Regions from separate parts of the Homo sapiens genome. Here all the other regions are linked to region 2. A link is a contact called in ENCODE Hi-C or POLR2A ChIA-PET data. All regions are on one chromosome and are shown on one strand. The core of a region is the stretch at or near the end of the contact, and the rest is flanking DNA. Distances in the headings are between cores, read along the strand shown. Region 1 holds the start of RNF126 (ring finger protein 126). Region 2 holds the start of PTBP1 (polypyrimidine tract binding protein 1). Region 3 holds the start of TMEM259 (transmembrane protein 259). Region 4 overlaps HCN2 (hyperpolarization activated cyclic nucleotide gated potassium and sodium channel 2).

Region 1 (5,024 bases), core at 1,709-4,208, 130 kb before region 2:
AGGTGAGGAGACTGAGGCCAAGGCTGCCCAGCAGAGAATGACCCAGCTGCGCGGGGCCTCAGCCTGATCCCAGAGCCCAGGACAGCAAAGGAGGCCCGGAACGGCCCAGCTGCCTGGGAGAAGCCCTCGTGGGCAGGCACACAGCCCATGGCAGCCAGTCCCCCCTGCGTCAGAGGCAGGCAGGAGCTTCCCGACAGCCAGCCCAGGTGTCTCAGCAGCAGCAGTGCCGCCCCTGACTCAGCCGCCGGGCAAGCTCCCCAGCGGCAGAGACGCCCCGTTTCGAGGGCACTGGTTGTGGCTGGGGACTTTCCCCATTGCCAGATACGGAGCAGCCGTCCCTCCCCAGAACAAACGCCAGGTGTGCCCATTTCCCAGCATAAAAAATTCGTTTTTGAGACAGCGTCTTGCTTGTCACCCAGGCTGGAGTGCACTGGCACCATCACGGCTCACCGCAGCCTCCACCTCCCAGGCTCAAGCGCTCCTCCCACCACCTCAGCCCCCGCCAGTAGCTGGGACTCCAGGAGTGCAACAACACACCCCACTAATTGTTTTAGTCTTCTGTAGAGACAGGGTCCTGCCACGTACGGAGAAGTTCTGACACTGCCATGCTGTCTACGGGCGCCTTGTTGCGTCCTGCTCCAAAGGCACAAGCAGATGCCCTTGGGATCACCCGCGGGGTGGACACGGGCAGGCCCCCGCAGCCCTCTCTGCAGTTATTTGCTCTTAAGGAATCTACCAACGTCCATGATTAAATATTTGTCAATCACTGTTCCATGCTGGCTCCCTGGCCAGCCTGTAAATTCTGTGAGGGCAAAGACCACAGCGGCCTGTCACCACAGAGTTCCTTTCACTACAGGAAGGCCCTCCCCAGGCCCAGTGACAGTCGGAGGAGGTCAAGGTCCTCCGTGTCCAAGGCCACGGGGCGAGGAAGTGGCTCCACCACACCAGGATCCAGTCCTGTGCGGGCTCTAGGAGCAGCTAAATGTGCAGCCGAGTCAAGGCAGTGTCGGCCCCCCACAGCCACCACTCCAGGCTTCCCAGGGGCTTCCCAGGCCTGTCCCAGGGCTCAAGGGGCTGCAAGGGGCTGCCCTGCAACTCACCCAGGCTGGCGGGCTGTCAGGCAACCAGCCTCTCCTGCCACGGCCAGTGGGGACAGAAAGCTGGAAGAGGCAAGAGCGAGACCCCTGGGAGACAGAGGAGTAAGGCAAGGCTCAGTCTCAGCTCCCCAACCTTCGCCCCACACCCGAGATTTCACTTTATTTGTTCCTCCTGCTGGGGAGGGGAAGCCCTGTGGCTTCAGTAGAGAGGAAACCACACCTCTCTCTTTCCACTCCTGGGCCTGGCCCCGCTCTCCCGCCATGCCCCAACTCTAGCACTCGCTCCTCCTCTGTGACCCAGAGACAGGCGGCTTCTCCTGACTCCCTCCAGCCCCTTCCTGGGTCTCTACTCCCGGGGAACTGCACTGCTTCTGGGGGGCTTGGACTTCTCTTACGGGTCAAAGCGTAGCAACAGCCGGGCGGCTACGTACACAGCACAGTAAATCCTCAATGCCTGCAGCCTCTTCCCCTGGGCACAGGGTGGGGAGTCCAGACCCCTCCACCTCCTGCGGCTGCTCCCCTCAAGCTGGCCAAGCGGCTCCCGACTGAGCCGGCTCTGCCACTTTCCCGCTGAGCCACCACGCGCCTCAGTTTCCCCATCTATAAAGCACGGGTGGCTCGACTAAATCACCACTTTGCACGTCAGCCTGGCGAAGGGCAACACGGGTTAAAAATGCAGACCACCGCCGGGCACGGTGGCTCACACCTGTAATCCCAGCGTTTTGGGAGGCTGAGCCAGAAGAATCGCTTGAGCCCAGGAGTTCAAGACCAGCCTGGGCAACACAGGGAGACCCCATTCCTAAAAATAATATTAGAAATGCAGACTGCTGAGCGCATTCCACACCTACTGACTCCGAAACCCTGGAAAAGGGGCCTGGAAATAGCACCTTCAACGAGCGCTGCTCCCACCTCCCCCAAGGTGACATCAGGTCCGCGTGGGAAACACTGCCCTAAACGAGCAGGAAGTAGCACTCGGCACGCCCAGGCCCAGGGTCCTCTTCGGTGAGGGGCGGCTGTAAACACCTGGAGGAAGGGTGGGCTGCGCAGCCAAGCCCCGGGAGGGGAGGAACGCAGGCTCTGCTCACAAAGCCCCGCCGGCGGGCCGCGGTCGGACCCCGGGACAGTGCCTGGGGCGTTCCGGGCCTGGGCCTGCCTCCAAGGCGGCGGCCAGGGCTCCACGAGGCGAGCCTGCAGCGAGGCGCCGGCGCCCCCAACCACGCGCTCGGCGGGGGTCCCCTGGCGTTATTCTCGGGGTCCGAGCCCCGCCAGGCCCAGCCCCTGCCCCGCGCCGCGCCACCGGGCAATACCCTCTCTCTGCTCGCCGGGCCTCAGTTTCTCCGTTTGCAAAACCAGGCTCACCGGGCTTAGGGATCCCACCTGGGATCCTCGCGGCCTCTCGGGTCGGGAACGCCGCGGATGTGGGGTCACCCGGCCGCGATCCCGCTGCGCCGCTCCGGCCAGGCCCTGCCTCCCGCCCGGGCCTCAGTCTCCCGCATGTACAGGACGGGGTTCGCGCGCGCACCGCCCGGGCTCCCCGCGGATTCAGCCTGGGCCGGCGCTGCCCCGAGCCTCAGTTTTCCCGTCGTGGTCAGCTCGCGCAAGAGGCGGGCGCAAGCGACCCCCACCCCGGCCCCGGCCTTGCCTCAGGCCTGCGGCGCAGACCCTGCCGCCCGCCGCCCCGGCCCGGGCCTCACCGGCAGGCGCGGGACGATCTCCACGGAGCAGCAGTGGCAGAAGTACCGTCCGGGATGCGGCGACGCCTCGGCCATGGCCGCCGCCACCTACTCCGCGCCGCCCGCCCCCCGCGCGGCACCCGCCGCCGGCCGTTTGCTGCTCCCTCGCCGGCCGACGCGCCCGCGCACGCTCACGCACGGCACGCACGGCACGCGGGGCGGAGCGGGGGCGCGGGAGCGGCGAAAGCTGCGTACTCGGCGGGCAGCGGCCCGGGCGACGGTGGCCGCTGAGAGACAAACTAGGCCCGGCCGTTGGGCGGGGCTCCAAGCGGGGGCGGGGCTTCCGGCGGGGGCGGGGCCAAAGCAGGCGGCGGAAGAGACGAGAAGCGGGGCGTGCGCGGGGCGGGGCCGAGGCCCTCCTCCCCTCCCGAAGCTGCCCAGGCCTTCGTGTCCCTCAGTGCTTCCCTACCTCATCGCCGTCTCCCCTCACGGTACTTCAGCCCACTGTCCCCACCGTTCCTGGGGCTCGCCAGGCGCCCTCTCCCCCGCCCGCTGCCCGGTGCAGCGCTCTCCCGACGCCCGCGTGGCTTTCTTCCAGGTCTTTGCTCAAATGTCAGCTTACAAGGTCTTCTCTGCTGCCCTCCTGCTCCGTGGCACTGATTCCCTCCCGATGCACTGTCAGGTCAGCTGCGCAGCAAAGGGATTTTTGGACCCGCAGCAGCGCCTGACACACAGCAGGCATTCCCTCAGCGCTGCGGAATACAGGCAGACCCGGGGCTCAGGGCGCTGTCTGGGCCTCACTGGGACCCGTGGGGTCAGACAGAGGCTGAGGTCTGTGGGTTGTGGCCTTGTTTCCAAGATGCTCCACGGGCTGACGGCCCAGGCGCCTCTCGGGTGCGGAGAAGGCAGGAAACCTAACCCCTGCTTCCAAATTTAATCAGTAGAAACGGTATCATCACCCAGCACAGGCCAGGATCATTTCTGAGGTTAGTTCTGGCCCAATCATGCATGCATTTCTTTTTTCTTTTTTTTTTTGAGACGGAGTCTCACTCTGTCACCCAGGCTGGGGTGCAATGGCCCGATCTCGGCTCACTGCAACCTCCGCCTGCCGAGGGTTCAAGCGATTCTCCCGCCTCAGCCTCTCGAGTAGCTAGGACTAGAGGCACCCGCCACCACACCGGCTAATTTTTGTATTTTTAGTAGAAACGGGGTTTCACTATATTTGGCCAGGCTGGTCTTGAACTCCTGACCTCGTGATCCGCCCGCCTCGGCCTCCCAAAGTGCTGGGATTACAGGCATGAGCCACCGCGCCCGGCCTCATGCGTGTATTTCTTTCTTCACTCAACACTCATTGAGCAACTACTGCACACCAGACCCTATGCTGAATGCACGCAGATACCCCCAGTCCCATGAGATTGGACAGGAGCGTGGAACTCAAGGGTGACTCTGGCTCTGCCTGGGGAAAGAGAGAGAGGGCTTCCGAGGGGTAAGGACATTGGAACCAGGGCTGAGGGATGAATAGGATTTGGTTGGAGTTGGACTTCCTGCAAAATGAGGCATTGGAGCGAGACTGTTGAGGAATTAAGAGTTGGAGCCTGTGCATTTAGATTTTTTGTTTGTTTGTTTGTTTTTTAGAGATGGAGTCTGGCTCTGTTGCCCAGGCTGCAGTGCAATGGCGCAATCTCGGTTCACTGTAACCTCCGCCTCCCGGGTTCAAGTGATTCTCCTGCCTCAGGCTCCCGAGTTGCTGGGATTACAGGCTGGGCACCACCACGCCCGCCTAATTTTTGTATTTTTAGTAGACGGGGTTTCACTATGTTGGCCAGGCTGGTCTCAAACTCCTGACCTCAGGTGATCCGCCCGCCTCGGCCTGCCATAGTGCTGGGATTACAGGCGTAAGCCACCGCGCCCGGCCTGCATTTAGGGTTTTGAATGTCCAGAGGTTGGGGACAGGGGCTTCAGCCTCCTTCCAGTCGTCTTTGCAGCAGCGCGAATCCAGTCATTCCTGCTCTGACCACCAGAGAGCGCACGGGCCCCGTCCCTGGGAATCCAGGAAAACCCCAGGCTGGGGAGGGGCGAGGCTTGCCAGACGCAGCCCCTGCACCAGCCTTCACGCTCCGCAAGTGCAGGAGGAGCAGCAGGCCTGGTTCAAACGACGCCAAACCACGAACTGGCTGTGTGTCCCTAGGCAAGTGGCCTAACCTCTGAGAAGGCGGCAGAACCTGACGGTTTTCCGTTGGCTCGGAGCAGACAT
Region 2 (5,109 bases), core at 2,265-4,764:
AGGTGCCCACGGGAGCCCCTGGGCGTCTTCCCGCGCTGGCGTTCTGCATATGACAGCTGACCTGTAAATTGCTGGGCCCTCAGCCATGGTTACTGTCAGGCCAGCCCAGGAAGGACACTGGTTTCAGGTGACCTGGGTGAGGTGGAGGCGGTGGGGGGGGTTCCTGGGACCAGGCCGCCATTGCAAAAACAAACGGCCTGCTTGTACCTGCTATCGCCCTCTAAGCTTCAGGTGGTGGGTGGGGCTGAGGGGCTGAGAGGTGGCCCCAAAGAAAGACAACCACATCCTAAACCCTGGAACCCGTGAACAAGGCTTCATTTGGAACACCAGTCTTTGAAGGTACCATTAAGTGTCTTGAGATGAGATCATCCTGGAGTCTGCAGGTAGACCCTAAATTCCGCGACATACATTTTATTTTTTATTTTTACTTTTTTTTTTGAGATAGCGTGTCACTCTGTTGCCCAGGCTGGAGTACAGTGGCGTAATCTAGGCTCACTGCAACCTCCGCCTCCCGCGTTCAAGTGATTCTCCCGCCTCAGTCTCCCGAGTAGCTGGGATTACAGGAGCAAACCACCACGCCCGGCAAATTTTTGTATTTTTAGTGGAAACGGGCTTTCACCATGTTGGCCAGGATAGTCTCAGGCTCTTCACCTTGTGATCCGCCTGCCTCGGCCTTCCAAAGTGCTGGGATGACAGGTGTTTATTTTCGTTTTTGTTTTTTAGAGACAGAGTTTCACTCCTGTTGCCCAGGCTGGAGTGCAATGGCGCAATCTCGGCTCACTGCAACCTCCGCCTCCCGGGTTCAAGTGATTCTCTTGCCTCAGCCTCCCAAGGAGCTGGGATTATAGGGCATGCACCACCACGCCTGGCTAATTTTTGTATTTTTGGTGGAGAGGAGGTTTCTCCATGTTGGCCAGGCTGGTCTCGAACTCTGACCTCAGGTGATCCACTCACCTCGGCCTGCCAGAGTGCTGGGATTACAGGTGTGAGCCATTGCACCCGGCCAGACACTGTCTTAAAAAAATAAAAATAAAAAAAGGTACTGGACAGGTGGCTGGTCATGTGGGGCTTGCGGGGTAAGGGATGGCCTTGGGTTTATACTTTGAGCAAGACAGGAGGCCTGGCGGGGCCACGATCAGAAGTGGGTTTTAACACGATTCCGAAGGGTTAGACTGGTGCTTGGAACCTGGTGGTCTCTACTGCTGCCAGCTGCCACTCAGACCCCCGGCCGCCCCTGCCTGTCTGCTTTCAGGGCGGGGCCCATCCCAGGCACTCCGCGAACAGACAGAAGCGGCTGGTTCTGGTGGTGTGAGGATGGGGGTCTCCAGGGGAGCAAATCCACAGTAACACACTGGGCTTCTCCCAGATCCACCGGACATTCCTGATGAGTGACCCTGGCTGCAGATGGCTCTTGGTGAGTCTCCGTTGACCGGGTGGTTCGGGCCAAAGGACCTTGCCGTGCGATGCCTCCATGGAGCTCGGCGGCCACCCCTAATCCGGGCTGGAATCCTCTGGCACCAGACGCCCGGCGGGGCTCCAAGGCTCCTGGGCCCACGCCAGGCCCCGGCCTGAAACGCAGCACTGCTGGAATAAAACACGCCAGAGAAGCAGGGCGCTAGGCTCGCCTGGATTTGGGGAAACGAGAATTGTCATGTCTTCTCCCTCCGTAGGTTGGTGTTAATGAAAAACCCCCTTTTCAGCATGGACTAAATCCCGCTAATTCTATTTAGGGAGCAGTGTCTACTCCGGGCCGGGAACTGCTCCGGTTTCCAACCGCAGCCTCCCGTGAGGGTCCCAGTGTGGAGGGCCGGGGTCATCCCCTCACTCTGGGATGGCTCCCAACCCGCTGACCTGGCCTCCCCGTCAGGCACCCTCACAGCTCTGTCAGACTCTTCATGTGATCAGCGCTCCTGGGAACATTAGTTTAGGGTGTTTTCTGCTGCTGGGATGGTGGCCCGGGAGGGACCCTCCTGGTGACCCTGCTGGGCCTGGCCCTCAGTTTCCCCAGCCGTAGGCTGGCAGCCTCGAACTGTACGAGCTCCAGGCCACAGTTTCCCCAGCTGTAGGTCAGTGGGCCAGGGACTGTAGGGGGCTCGGGCCTCAGTTTCCCCAGCTGTAGGCGGGTGGCTTGGGCCTCAGTTTCCCCACCTGTAGGCGGGCGGCCTTGGATTGTATGGAGCCCGGGCCTCAGTTTCTCCAGCTGTAGGCGGATGGCCGTGGACTGTGTGTGGCCTGGGCCTCAGTTTCCCCCGCTGTAGGCAGATGGCCGTGGACTGTGTGTGGCTTTGGCCTCAGTTTCCCCAGCTGTAGGCGGATGGCCGTGGACTGTGTGTGGCCCGGACCTCAGCTTCCCCAGCTTTAGGCGGTTGGCCGCGGACTGTGCAAAGTCCAGGCCTCAGTTTCCCCAGCTGTAAGCGGGCGGCCGCCCACTGTACAAGGTCCAGGCCTCAGTTTCCCCAGCTGTAGGTGAGAGGCCGCGGACTGTACAAGGTCCAGGCCTCAGTTTCCCCAGCTGTAGGCGGGCGGCCAAGGACTGCAAGGTCCAGGCCTCAGTTTCCCCACCTGTAGGCGGGCGGCCGCGGACTGTACAAGGTCCAGGCCTCAGTTTCCCCAGCTGTAGGTGAGAGGCCGCGGACTGTACAAGGTCCAGGCCTCAGTTTCCCCAGCTGTAGGCGGGCGGCCGCCTACTGTATAAGGTCCAGGCCTCAGTTTCCCCAGCTGTAGGCGGGCGGCCGCGGACTGTACAAGGTCCAGGCCTCAGTTTTCCCAGCTGTAGGCAGCCGGCCGCGGACTGTGCGGGGCCCGGACCTCAGTTTCCCTATCTCCGCAGTCGGGATTCGCTGTTCCGGGGCGAACAAAGAACGGTCGGGGGTGACCCCGGATCATGGCGCGCCCGCAGTATCTGTGGCCACTGTGGAAACAGCCCTGGCGTGTCCGGGACGCGACGCGGCCTTTCCCTCCCCGCGCGATCACCCAGATGTGAGCGCTCAGTTTGAATCGGACTTTTTGGCCATGTGCCCACAACCAACATGGAGCCCTGAGGGTTTCCTGCCCGACTCCAAGATGGCGATGCGACTCCCTTTGCCCTCACGGCCCAGGCGGGCGGGTCCTGCCCACTTGCAAGATGGCGGCAGCCTGGGCAAAGCACGCTTCCCGCCGCCTGACTCGCCACGTACCCACTCTCAAGATGGCGTCTCCCGCAAAGCCACGCGCCAGCTGACTGGCTCAGACGCCGTCACGTGATCCCATTTTCTCCCCCTCCCCCGACTACACAAGCCGTTTCCGCCTTCGGCCTTGAGGAATAACCGCCTCCCCCAATAGGCGCCTGCGATTTCTCTGGGTCCCGCCCCCGGGCGGCCTTCTGGCCAGTGGGAGGTGCTGGCGGGGGCCCGCGGGGCTCTCCCCGCCCCCTGGCTGCAGCGGGAGCCAATGGGCAGCGCGCGCGGGGGACGTGTGCGGGCGTCTCCGCCATTTTGTGAGTCTATAACTCGGAGCCGTTGGGTCGGTTCCTGCTATTCCGGCGCCTCCACTCCGTCCCCCGCGGGTCTGCTCTGTGTGCCATGGACGGGTGAGTCGCACGTCGCCCCGCGCCCCACCGCCCTCCCCGCGCCGCAGCCCTGCCCCCGCCGCCGCGCCGGCCTCCCCGGGGCCGATCTCGCCCCCTCTCGGGCGGGAGGGGGCGGCGGGCTCTCCCCTTCCTCTCCGCGTGGCGGGCGCGGGTGCGGGGCGGGTCAGGGGCTTCCCGGGGGTCTGGCCGCGTCCCCATCCCCCGTCCGGCCCGCTTCCGGCCCCCGCGCGCCCCGTCCCTAGCGCACGCGGCCTCCCGCGCCCCTCCCCCTCCGCGCGCGTCCCCGCACTTCGCCTTTGCCCCGCCTCGGCGGCGCGCGGCCCTTCCCGCTTCCCGTCCGGCCCTCGCGCGCCCGGATGGCCCTTCCCGCCTCCCGTCCGCTCCCCTCGTGCGCCTGCGTAGCCCGTCGCGCGTCCCCGTTGGCCCCAGCGCGCGTGCGCGGCCGCCATCGGGGGCGCGCGCCTTTCCCGCCGCCCGGACTCTGCCCCCGGCGCAGCCCCGGAAGCGCAGGCGGGGCTGGGGCGGCCGCCGGGAGGGAAAGCTGGCGCCGGGGCCTCGCCGCGGGCCCGAGTCTCTGCGCTCCCCGCCCTACCCCTGCCCCCCGTGCGCCCCGGGCCGCGGCCAAGGGGTTTCGGTGATCTCGGGAGAGAAGCGGCCGCCCCGAGGGTCTGTCCTCCGCCCCGGGGCCGGAGGGGCCTCTCCAGGGACCCCCGCGGGCGCCGTCATGGGGAGGGGCCTTCCCGGCTCTCGGGCCGGGGCAGCCTTTCCGGGCGGCTTTGCTGGGCGGGCTTCCCTTGGGAGAGGTGGGAGCCCCCTCCAGAAAGGCCGTGTCCCGCCGAGCGCTTCCTGCGCGAGGCCCTCCCTGGGAATAGGAAGCGGGAGAGGCTGGAGATGTTTCGCATTCTTTCCGTTTTCCTGAGAAGTTTTTCTTGGGTTCAGTCACTTTTAAAAGTCTGTTAAACGTGGTCCGTGCAGTCTGTGGTGTCAGAAGAGGCGCAGCCCTAGAGTGGGTCTGGACCCCTTAGCATGCGTGCGGGCAGGTGGGTCCTGCAGACGGCGAGACGAGGGCTCCCCGCTCTCGGACCCAGCACCGCGGGCTCGGGGGCCGCGCACTCGCCTCCCGGAGTGAGGCAGGAGGCCCGGAGGCTGCCCTTCCGACGGACGCTCCGAGTCACTTAGGGCCTCGCCGGGAGTTGCAGTGGCCGGGAGAAGCCGTGGGGAGCTCACTGTTGGGTCAGGACCTGGCCGGGGCTGAAGGGAGGGCCTCGGACAGTCCGGCTTTCTATCCACCTTCCCCCCGGGGTGTCCCGAGGAGGGAGAGTCGGGTCGGGCGGGGCTCGGGTTGATCAGTAACTGAGGCTGTGTTCTGGTCGGTCTGTTAATTTTTATTGACGGTTTCCACGGCCGCCTCCTGCTCTCCTCGGTGGATCGGGCTCCACTCTGCTGAGAGGCACCCTCTTGGGGGCCCACCCCTACCCGGGTGGAAGCTCTGGCCCAGGCCTGTGAGTTTGCCAGTTTCAGCCTCTCCGAGGCGTTTCCAA
Region 3 (5,211 bases), core at 2,712-5,211, 220 kb after region 2:
CCCAAGACCTGTCTGTCATCAGCCACCCTGCAGCAGCCACCTCACCAGGCCCGGCCCTGAGCCACACGCCCAGGCAGCCTCGTCCACGCCCACAGTAACCCTCCCCAGGGAGCTCACCTGCAAATGCTCCCATGGGCCCCTGGCCACCCTCTGCCCGCAACCTGGCTCAGCCACTCGCATGCCCTGGGTGGTCCAGTCCCCTACACTCCATGACCCTGTCCCTGACCCAGGCTCCCCAGCAGGCACCCACATGCTCCAGCCCCACGGCCTTCCCACACGCTCTCCAGCTGCCTGGACACCCCACCCCATCCCACTGGCTGTGGCTCACCTCCAGGAGGCCCTGCCCACCCAGCACAGGAGTCACCCCACCCCTATGACCCTTCCTTCCTCCGGGTCAGCCCACACACGGCTGCACCCACAGGAGCACCTCCCCCAGCCTGGGGCCGTGCTCACCGCCTCCTCCAGGAAGCTTCCTGGATGTTCTGGCCGAGGCTCTCAGGGCACCCCAACACTCGGCCACTGGGTGGGCCTTTCCTTTCCTGTCTCCCCACAGACCTGGAGTGCCAGGAGCAGCCTGCCCGCTCTCTGGGTATTTGACTGACCCACAGACCGACGGACACACAAGCCCGCGGAGCCACACTCTCCTCCCAGGTGGGACACAGAGCCCTCAGCCCCAGCCAGGAAACACTACCTGGGGCTCCCCTTTGTCCACCCGGGGTGCTTCCTGCCTCCAGGCCACCGGGGCCTCTCCTTCCACTGCAGCCTCACAGTGGCCTCAATGTGACAGGTCCCCCATTCAGAGCAGGGCCCCTGGGGTCTCACATACCCCGTCTTTAATCGTCACGACCCCACAAGAGGAGCCCCATTACTCCCTGTGGCTAGGCGCGGGCCCCTGCCCATGTCCAGGGGTGCTGAGTCGAGACCCCTTCACCCTGTGGGCATCCACTTGGTGGTCACCTGGGTCCAGAGCCCAACCGCACAGGTGCAGGCACCCAGTGCCCCAAGATGGACAGTCTCTGCCACACTGGGCTCAGGGCCATGAAGGCCAGCAGAGGTGGATACTGAGGCTGGATGGAGGTCTCCCGAGGGCCCCTGGAACACAGGCCCCTGCCGCCTCCTCTCTCCCCAGCACCTGGCACTGCCTGGCATTTCCTAAAGCCACCCAGGCATGGATGAGGGACCGGGGGGCTCCATGCTGGCTCAGAGCTGGGAGATCCTGGCATTTCCTAAAGCCACCCAGGCATGGGTGAGAGCTGGGGGACTCCATGCCAGCTCAGGGCTGGGAGCTCAGCTGCACAGATGCCACAGGATGAAGCCACCTTGAAGGGATCATACCAGGGAGGACCTGGCTCTCTGCAGGGAGACCCCCGGAAGCCAGGCAGGCAGGAAGCAGAGGAGCCTTCTGGAACTCAAGGCAGCCTCTGAAATCAGGCAGTTCCAGCCTGCACTTTGCAGATAAGTAAAAGTGAAGGCAGCAGGGTCAGATTCTGTGCCACCAGATTACCGGGTGGAAAATTCACAAAGAACAGATTTCCCCACCCAGGCCAGGCATGGTGGCTCACGCCTGTAATCCCAGCCTTTTGGGAGGCCGAGGCGGGCAGATCACCTGAAATCAGCAGTTTGAGACCAGCCTAGCCAACATGGCAAAACCCAGTCTCTACTAAAAAGACAAAAAAATTAGCCGGTTGTGATGGTGGGCACCGGTAATCCTAGCTACTCCGCAGGCTGAGGCAGAAGAATTGCTTGAACCCAGGAGGTGGAGTTTGCAGTGAGCCGAGATCAAACCACTGCACTCCAGCCTGGGTGACAGAGCAAGACTCCATCTCAAAAAAAAAAAAAAAAAAATTCACCACCCAGAGATCTCACAGTCCAAAGCCCTCTGCTGAGAGAGGAGGGATTGGGGTTACTGAGAACCTCCCAAGAGTCTCCACCCTACACAGAAGACGGGGAACTCCAGCTCTGGCCCAGCCCCATCTGACCACCTGTGAGTGGTATTGGCCTGGAGATGGAGCCGGGTAGGCTTGATCCCTTTCCAAACCGGGACATGGTGGGACCAGGGCCCAGGCGACAGGGATGCACCTCCCAAGGAGGCTGAGCTCCGTCGGGGGAACCTGGCCTGGCACCCAGCACACACCCTCCACAAGCCTAAGGACACAGTGGCTCCATCCTGTTCCCAGGCTACTCCATGGAAGGAAAACCCACGTCCACAGACCAGCCTCCGTCCACAGTTTCAGGCCCCGTCTGTGGACCCCAGAGCCGGGAAAGGCCGCCTGCCTGCGTAACCCTTCACAGCCCTGCTCAGGTGCCTACTGAGGCGACCATGCCACTCTGGGGGGCTGCAGGGAGGAAGGTGGGAAGGATGATGGGCTGAGCTCTGGCCTGGGGAGGCACGGATCTGGAGGCTGGGGGGCCTTCCGTGAAGTGGCAGCAGGCTGGGACCCACACCCAGGTCCGCAGGACGGCCAAGGTCCAGCTCCACTTGCCGAGCCCAAAAAAGCAGCCAGCTCCTGACCAACCTGTGTCAGGCTGGGAACTTGCCCACGATCGCAGCCTGGCCCGCCAGCATCGGACCCCTCTTTGCAGGCTAGATCCAAAAAGCTCACGGCGCAACTTCAGCAGCCCCCAAGCCCCGGCGCGGCGGTGTTCTGATGCAGAACGAAAACGGCCACGTCCCCATTTCGCCAGGTGGCCCAGGACCCCGGCCAGCTTGTTTTCTGAGGGGCTGCAGCTGCTACTGAGCCCCTCTTGTCACCCAAGCAAGACTCCTTCTCAGAGGGAGTCAGGCCGATGCCTGTCCTGCACGGCTGAGACCTCTGCCATCTGAGGAGGGCGGGAGGGGGACAGAGCCCAAGACGCGGAGGCCGGTGCCTCATAGGGGAGGCACGGGCGACAGACCCACAACCTGAGCTCCTGAAGCAGGAAGGGAGTGGGGACCCAGCGGAGGAAGAGGCCGGGGATGGGGTGGTACGCTGCTGCCGGTGACTTTGCCGCTAACCCTAGCGAGGTGACCTCAGCTAAGTCACATTCCCCTGAGGCTCAGGAGCGGGGAACGCAGCTGAAAGGCTACAAGGAGGGAGAGAGGGGAGTGGGGAGTCGACTTCCAGGACAGGGGTTGGTCCGAGGGAGACCTGCGTCAGGCTGGGTTCTGGGCCAGCACATTGGGAGGGGAGAGAGGCCTCGGAACTGAGGGTCTCAGGCGGCACAGTCAGGGGTCAAAGGGCGGGAGGTGCTACCTCGCAGGCCAGGACCGGACTCCAAGCCTGGGTAGGTGGGGACCTGGGAAAGGCGGTCGCCGGGGACAGGATGGGCCCTGGAGGGAGCTGACAGTGAGGTTTCCAGAGTAGAGAACAGCGGCTTCTAGTGCAGCGGGATCCGGCCTTCCCGGGTGGACGTCCCCGGGCGGGATGGGGTCACGAGACGGTGTCCCTGGCCAATCCCAGGGTCAGAGGTCGCGAGGGAGAGCCCTAATCGGTAGGGCCGGGTATAGGCCTCAGGGTGCAGGGTGGCGCTCGCTGTCCCCAGCGGGGCCAGGGGTCGCGGTCGGAGGTAGCAGACTTGGGGGTCGGGACAGCCGCTGGGGTCAAGGGTCGGGGGTCGGGGCCGCGGTCACCTTGAGCAGCACGAAGAACTCGAAGAGACGGCGGAAGGCGGGCGGGAAGAGCCGCGAATAGGTGACAGCCATCTTGAAGAACAGCGCGTGGAAGAGCCGGTCGCGCACGTTGATGAGGGGGTTGGGGTTGAGATTGGGGGTGCGAGGCCCGCGCGCGGGGGCCGGGCCGCCGCCGCCGCCGTTGGGCCCGGGCCCCGGAGCTGCGGGCTCCACGTGCTCCGACATGCCTCCCAGCGTCGCGCCCTAACGACCCGCAAGTGTCCGAGGGCGCCTCCCGGCCGCCATCGGCCGCCCTCGCAGCCGCCGCTCTCCTCACGGCCTCCCGGCCGCCGCCGCCATCTTCCGCTTTCTCGTCCGGCTGCGGCGCTGCTGACGCTAGCGAGTCGCCACGCCGGGCAAGAGCGGCCCCCCTGCGCCCGCAGAGAACGCTGGGATGCCAGCGGCGCCCGCGGAGGCCTCACCCCCTACCTCGGCCGCTCCAGGGGGCGGGCCTGCATCTGGGCCACCTCTTTTGCATATTGGCACCCACAATCCACCGCGGCTATGAGGCCAGTATAAGGCGGTAAAATTACGATAAGATATGGGATTTTACGTGATCGAAGACATCAAAGTAAGCGTAAGCACGAAAGTTGTTCTGCAACATACCACTGTAGGAAATTATGCTAAATATGAAACCGACCATAAGTTATCCTAACCAAAAGATGATTTGATTGAAGGGCTTAAAATAGGTGTGACAGTAACCCTTGAGTCGTGCTCGCTTCGGCAGCACATATACTAAAATTGGAACGATACAGAGAAGATTAGCATGGCCCCTGCGCAAGGATGACACGCAAATTCGTGAAGCGTTCCATATTTTTGCTGTAGTCTACAGCTCGTCACCTCGTTTGGCTTCTCTTGCCCGGATCCTGCCATGACGTCACAGGGCCAGTAACGTCATAGTCTTCCCGTGTCCATCTCCTGTGGCGCCACTAAGGTTGGCGGTAGAACAATCTGGCAGTCTCTACTCCTGCGTGGCGCTGTGCCACCTGCCCCCGTAGCTTCGCGCAGCAATGAATAAATAAGTGCTCTTCAGGGGCACTTACTGAGTGCCGGCTGCGTACACAAGAGGATACTATGGTTTTTGGGTTTTTTGGTTGTTTGTTTGAGATGGATTCTCGCTCTGTCGCCCAGGCTGGAGCGCAGAAGCGCGATCTCGGCTCTCTGCAACCCCCGCCTCCCGGGTTCAAGCCATTCTCCTGCCTCAGCCTCCCAAGTAGCTGGGATTACAGGCATGCGCCACCACTCCAGGCTAATTTTATATTTTTAGTAGAGACGGTTTCTCCATGTTGGTCAGGCTGGTCTCGAACTCCTAACTTTAGGTGATTTGCCCGCCTAGGCCTCCCAAAGTGCTGGGATTACAGGTGTGACCCACCAAGCCCGCCAAAAAAAAGTTTTGTGTTGTTTTTTTTTTTTGAGACGCAGTCTCACTCTGTCGCCCAGGCTGGAGTGCAGTGGCGTGATCTCGGCTCACTGCAACCTCCGCCTCTTGGGTTCAAGCAATTCTCTGCCTCAGCCTCCTGAATAGCTGGGATTGCAGGCTTCCGCCACCACACCCGGCTATT
Region 4 (5,022 bases), core at 2,472-4,971, 190 kb before region 2:
GGACTCGGGCCCTTTCAGAGGCGGGGACCCAGGCGCCCCCTTATGGAGGGGAGGACTCGGGCCCTTACAGAGGTGGGGACCCAGGCGCCCCCTTATGGAGGGGAGGACTCGGGCCCTTTCAGAGGTGGGGACCCAGGCGCCCCCTTATGGAGGGGAGGACTCGGGCCCTTTCAGAGGTGGGGACCCAGGCGCCCCCTTATGGAGGGGAGGACTCGGGCCCTTACAGAGGTGGGGACCCAGGCGCCCCCTTATGGAGGGGAGGACTCGGGCCCTTACAGAGGTGGGGACCCAGGCGCCCCCTTATGGAGGGGAGGACTCGGGCCCTTACAGAGGTGGGGACCCAGGCGCCCCCTTATGGAGGGAAGGACTCGGGCCCTTACAGAGGCGGGGACCCAGGCCGCCTTACAGAGGGAGAGACACAGGCCCTTCAGGGGTGGGGACAAGACCCCCTTACACGGGAGGACTCAGGCCTCTTTACAGAGGGGGACCCAGGACTGCAGCCCCGGCACTGGCCCCTTAATGTCCCTGGGGGTCTGAAACAGCCACTTGGAACCTTTCAGGCCTGGGATCATCCGTGGAGAGAAGCTGAGTGTGGTTATGATGAGTCCTGTCACCCAGACATCTGCTTAGCGCGTTTTCCAATGGATTTCCCTTTTAATTAACCCACATTAATTATTATTATTTTATTTACTTATTTTTTTTTGAGACTGAGTTTCACTCTGTCGCCCAGGCTGGAGTGCAGTGGCACGATCTCGGCTTACCACAAACCCCACCTCCCAGGGTTCAAGGGATTCTCTCGCCTCAGCCTCCCGAGTAGCTGGGACTACAGGCGCCCGCCACCACACCTGGATAATTTTCGTACTTTTAGTAGAGACGGGGTCTCGCCATGTTGGTCAGGCTGGTCTCGAACTCCTGACCTCAGGTGATCCGCCTGCCTCGGCCTCCCAAAGTGTTGGGATTACAGGCGTGAGCCACCGCGCCCGGCCTGGTTGGATCCCTTGAGCCCAGAAGTTGAGGCTGCAGTGAGCCATGATTGCACCACTGCACTCCAGCCTGGGTCACAGAGCAAGACCTGATCTCTAACAACTAAAGAAAAATTTACAACATGGCCCTGAATTGGGAAAGTGGTATCACCATGCCAAAGAAATAATAAATGGGCCAGGCATGGCTGCTCATGCCTGTAATCCCAGCACTTTGGGAGGCTGAGGCAGGCGGATCACCTGAGGTCAGGAGTTTGAGACCAGCCTGACCAACATGCTGAAACCCCGTCTCTACTAAAAATAAAAAATTAGCCAGGCGTGGTGGCGCGCACCTGTAATTCCAGCTACTGTAGAGGCTGAGGCAGGAGAATCGCTTGAACCCGGGAGCAGAGGTTGCAGCGAGCTGAGATCACACCATTGCACTCCAGCCTGGGCAACAGAGCCAGACTTTGTCTCAAAAAAAATAAATAAAAATAAGTAAAAGCAAAAGGAAGAGGCCGGGCGCGGTGGCTCACGCCTGTAATCCCAGCACTTTGGGAGGCCGAGGTGGGGCTGATCACCTGAGGTCAGGAGTTTGAGACCAGCCTGACCAACATGGAGAAACCCCGTCTCTACTAAAAATACAAAACTAGCTTGGCGTGGTGGCGCATGCCTGTAATCCCAGCTACTTGAGAGGCCAAGGCAGGAGAATCGCTTGAACCCGGGAGCGGAGGCTGCCGTGAGCCAAGATCGTGCCACTGCACTCCAGCCTGGGCGACAAGAGCGAAACTCCGTCAAAAAAGAAGGAATAATAAATGAAGTTAGGTCCCAGATACTCCTTGCTTCCTAGCTGAGATGTGCTGACTGTTAAGAAGGGTTAGTTATGGGAGCCCTCGGCCGCTACAGTCAGGTTAGTGGCCAGTGAGCCTTTGTCCCTGCCTGGGGAGTGCTGTGCCCCAGCGTCCAGCCACATATGGGACTTGGGATGTGTTTGGTTTGGACACAGAGCAGGTGGGCATTGATGGGGTCAGGAGCTACAGAGGGAAGACCCGCCAGTGCCCCTCCCCAGAGCCTGGCACAGCTGCCCAGGCTGAGGCAGCCCATTGTCTGGCTGCCACCCGCACATGCGGTCCCATTTCCTGAACAGAGCCCCGCGGCTCCCCTTTCCCGGCCGGGTCAGCTGAGGACTTGGTGCGGCAGGACCTCCTGGGCCGGCCTGGTGTCTCTGCCCGCCCTGCCCCTCTGCTCTGGCCCAGATGCTCCCTGGAACTTTTGCCCCCTCTTGACCTCACAGATGCTCTGATCTCAGAGGCTGCAAAAGGCGGGACCCAGACTCTCGCCCTTGGGGTCTCAGTTTCCCCAGGAGTGAAGCGGGCAGGTAGAATCAGCCCTGGCCCTCCTGCCAACTCACTGTGACAAGTGTGCAAACCATGTCATCTACCTGGGTCTCCATTTCTCTTGGTTACCTCTGAACATGGGGAGCTCACCACCTCCAGTGCTTGGCAGAGGGTGGGCGCTGGGCCCTTGAGGACCGAGGGCTCCTGGGGCGTGAGCACCTGCCCACCACCGCCCCTCCTGCTGGCCTTGCAGAACCACTCGTGGAGTGAACTGTACTCCTTCGCACTCTTCAAGGCCATGAGCCACATGCTGTGCATCGGGTACGGCCGGCAGGCGCCCGAGAGCATGACGGACATCTGGCTGACCATGCTCAGCATGATTGTGGGTGCCACCTGCTACGCCATGTTCATCGGCCACGCCACTGCCCTCATCCAGTCGCTGGACTCCTCGCGGCGCCAGTACCAGGAGAAGGTCTGAGGGAGGCGGGCCCCGGCCTGGGTTCTGATGGGGGAGGCGGGCCTGGATCTGGGGTCTGAGAGAGAGTCAGGCCAGGCCCTGGGGTCTGATGGAGGGAGGCAGGCCCGGTCCTGGGGTCTGAGGCTGGAGGGAGGCCTTGCCCTGGGGTCTGAGGGCGGAGGTAGTCCTTGTCCCGGGGTCTGAGGGGAGGGGCGGGCCCGGCCCCGGGGTCTGAGGGGAGAGGCAGTCTCAGCCCTTCACTCAGCTTCAAGTGGCGCGCTCAGGGCAGAGACCGCGTGATGGGGAGCAGGGGACCCTGGGGGTCTGTGGCTGTGATTAGGAGGAGAAACGGCCGGTGGTGAGAGGTTCTCTGACCCTGTGACAGGGAGGGAGGTCCAGAGCCTGGAGATGGACGTGGGGCGGGGGCTGGGGAGGGGATGCAGGCTGGGCAGGAAGGGGTGAGTTGGGATCAGGGCAGGACAGGGTCAGTCTTTGGACATCGGGAAGCCCCCGGGCTGAAGGGGCATTGCCAGGAGGCTGGGCCCACCTGGGGGTCTCTAGGCCGGCTCAGGATGGGGCTGGGTTAGGGAAGGGCCTGGCGGGGTCTGAGAGGCCTGGGGTTGCTTCAGGACACGCCGGTGGCCGGCAGTCAGGGCCAGGCTTCAGGGAGAGCAAGGCTGCCCCACTGCTCAGATGCGGCCTCTGGCCTGCAGCGTCCATTGGGTTAATCCTAGGCTTGGCAGTGGAGGGGACACGGGGGAGCTGGGAGGGGTGGAGGGAGATTAGGATTGGCCCCATTGGCAGCCCCTGGAGTTGGGCCTCATGCACCACTCTGTGCCTCAGTTTCCCCATGTTAGGCGGCTGGCTGGTCCTGGCTGGGAGCCAAGTGCCCCCCTCTCCCGCGCCCCGAGCAGTGGCTGGCTGGGTCAGCTGGGCCCCGTGCCAGGCGCCCTGCTGTCCGGAAGCCACGGGCCTCACACCCAAACATAAGCTGGTGCCACCACCCGCCCGCCGTCACGGGTTCCGCTGAGCTCAGGGCAGCTGCGGCCGGGCGGGGCTGGGGCGGAAGTGAGGCTGGAGCTGCCGGGGGGCACCGTCCTGGGGACAGCAGGGCCTGGCACCCCCGCCCAGCACCCACGCTCCCTTCCCTGCTCAGGAGGGGCTGACCCGATGGTTTCTGGAAAGATCATCAGGGAAGGGCCAGAGCCCCCGGGAAGGGGGTCCTGTGTGTCAGGGTACCTGGGGCCTCTCCTCGTAGAGTCAGGTGCCCACCCATTCCTCAGGGATAGGGTTGCTAGATAAAGTTCAGGGCACCCGGCCTGGTGCAGTGGCTCCTGCCTGTAATCCCGGCACTCTGGGAGGCCGAGACAGGCCGATCGCCTGAGGTCAGGAGTTTAAGACCAGCCTGAGCAACACGGCGAGACCTCATCGCTACAAAAAATTAAAAAATTAGCAGGGCAGGGTGGTGCACACCTGTAATCCCCACTACTCAGGAGGCCGAGGTGGGAGGATCCCTTGAGCCCAGGAGTTCAAGACCAGCCTGTGCAATATGGCGAGACCTCATCTCCACAAAAAATAAAAGAATCAGCCAGGCGTGGTGGCGCACACCTGCAGTCCCTGCTACTCAGGAGGCTGAGGTGGGAGGATTGCTTGAGCCCATAGGCGGAGGCTGCAGTGAGCTGTGATTGCACCACTGCACTCCAGCGTGGGCCACAGAGCGAGACAGTGTCTCAGAAAAAAAAAATGGAATTTATCATTGAAACGAATTCAACTTTGATTTAAATAGAAGCATGTTTATTTGCTCTTGTTGAATCTGGCCGCCCCTGTGTGTGGCGGAGGCCTGTCTCCCCGCTGTGGGCGGGGGCTTTGTCTGACCCAGCCCTGACCCCCCACAGTACAAGCAGGTGTGAAGGCCTATCTCCCCGCCACAGGCCGGGGGGCTGTCTGACCCACAAGCAGGTGCCCGTGTGCCCGCTGCAGGCTGGGGGCGGTGTCTGACCCAGCCTCGCCTCCCCACAGTACAAGCAGGTGCCCCTGTGCCCGCTGCAGGCCGGGGGCGGTGTCTGACCCAGCCTCGCCTCCTCCCCACAGTACAAGCAGGTGGAGCAGTACATGTCCTTCCACAAGCTGCCAGCTGACTTCCGCCAGAAGATCCACGACTACTATGAGCACCGTTACCAGGGCAAGATGTTTGACGAGGACAGCATCCTGGGCGAGCTCAACGGGCCCCTGCGGGAGGTGAGGCGGGCGCCGGGCGGGCGGGAGGCAG

What was found. Hi-C counts contacts between places; a loop is a spot of excess contacts on that map. ChIA-PET counts read pairs that join two places held with the same protein, here RNA polymerase II (POLR2A). Pooled maps may share reads with other maps.
Region 1: a map of CD8-positive, alpha-beta T cell shows a loop between it and region 2 (26-fold over the local background). The contact joins the promoter of RNF126 here to the promoter of PTBP1 in region 2. A Hi-C loop is called at or near these places in 23 of 168 maps with a recorded cell type or tissue (CD14-positive monocyte, CD4-positive, alpha-beta T cell, CD4-positive, alpha-beta memory T cell and 15 more), 34 of 37 single-sample maps with no recorded cell type and 34 of 50 pooled maps. POLR2A ChIA-PET finds 5 or more read pairs at or near these places in 14 of 52 experiments (A673, CD4-positive, alpha-beta memory T cell, CD8-positive, alpha-beta T cell and 11 more).
Region 3: a map of HCT116 shows a loop between it and region 2 (28-fold over the local background). The contact joins the promoter of TMEM259 here to the promoter of PTBP1 in region 2. A Hi-C loop is called at or near these places in 5 of 168 maps with a recorded cell type or tissue (CD4-positive, alpha-beta memory T cell, CD8-positive, alpha-beta T cell, HCT116 and 1 more), 26 of 37 single-sample maps with no recorded cell type and 23 of 50 pooled maps. POLR2A ChIA-PET finds 5 or more read pairs at or near these places in 9 of 52 experiments (BJ, GM10248, H1 and 5 more).
Region 4: a loop to region 2 is called in a pooled map, with 17 times the contacts of the local background. The contact joins the enhancer-like site here to the promoter of PTBP1 in region 2. A Hi-C loop is called at or near these places in 8 of 50 pooled maps. POLR2A ChIA-PET finds 5 or more read pairs at or near these places in 4 of 52 experiments (A549, H1, activated B cell and 1 more).

Annotation. Positions count from the first base shown.
Region 1 is chr19:660,256-665,279 of GRCh38, forward strand. RNF126 (ring finger protein 126) reads right to left here and starts at 2,959. Exons shown (of 9, transcript NM_194460.3): 1 at 2,792-2,959. The coding sequence starts at 2,866. RefSeq lists enhancers at 1,346-1,435, 1,576-1,635, 1,926-1,975 and silencers at 2,026-2,315, 2,806-3,285.
Region 2 is chr19:793,938-799,046 of GRCh38, forward strand. PTBP1 (polypyrimidine tract binding protein 1) reads left to right here and starts at 3,515. Exons shown (of 15, transcript NM_002819.5): 1 at 3,515-3,568. The coding sequence starts at 3,561. RefSeq lists enhancers at 2,634-3,269, 2,922-3,261, 3,468-4,353, 4,354-5,109 and silencers at 3,174-3,528, 3,292-3,641, 3,652-3,831, 3,902-4,211.
Region 3 is chr19:1,017,162-1,022,372 of GRCh38, forward strand. TMEM259 (transmembrane protein 259) reads right to left here and starts at 3,962. Exons shown (of 11, transcript NM_001033026.2): 1 at 3,611-3,962. The coding sequence starts at 3,835. RNU6-2 (RNA, U6 small nuclear 2) reads left to right here and starts at 4,361; the gene lies at 4,361-4,467. RefSeq lists silencers at 1,246-1,465, 3,724-3,783, 3,814-3,883, 4,044-4,153 and an enhancer at 1,849-2,448.
Region 4 is chr19:605,415-610,436 of GRCh38, forward strand. It overlaps HCN2 (hyperpolarization activated cyclic nucleotide gated potassium and sodium channel 2), which reads left to right. Exons shown (of 8, transcript NM_001194.4): 4 at 2,550-2,768; 5 at 4,845-4,991. LOC107987266 (a long non-coding RNA gene) reads right to left here. Exons shown (of 2, transcript XR_001753828.2): 2 at 4,526-5,022. Among named protein-coding and RNA genes, the nearest start is that of HCN2, 18 kb to the left of the region's middle. RefSeq lists an enhancer at 1-4. Within about 2 kb of position 3,722, at least 5 of the 41 ENCODE cell types and tissues checked have a DNase peak (open chromatin) inside an H3K27ac peak, as active enhancers do.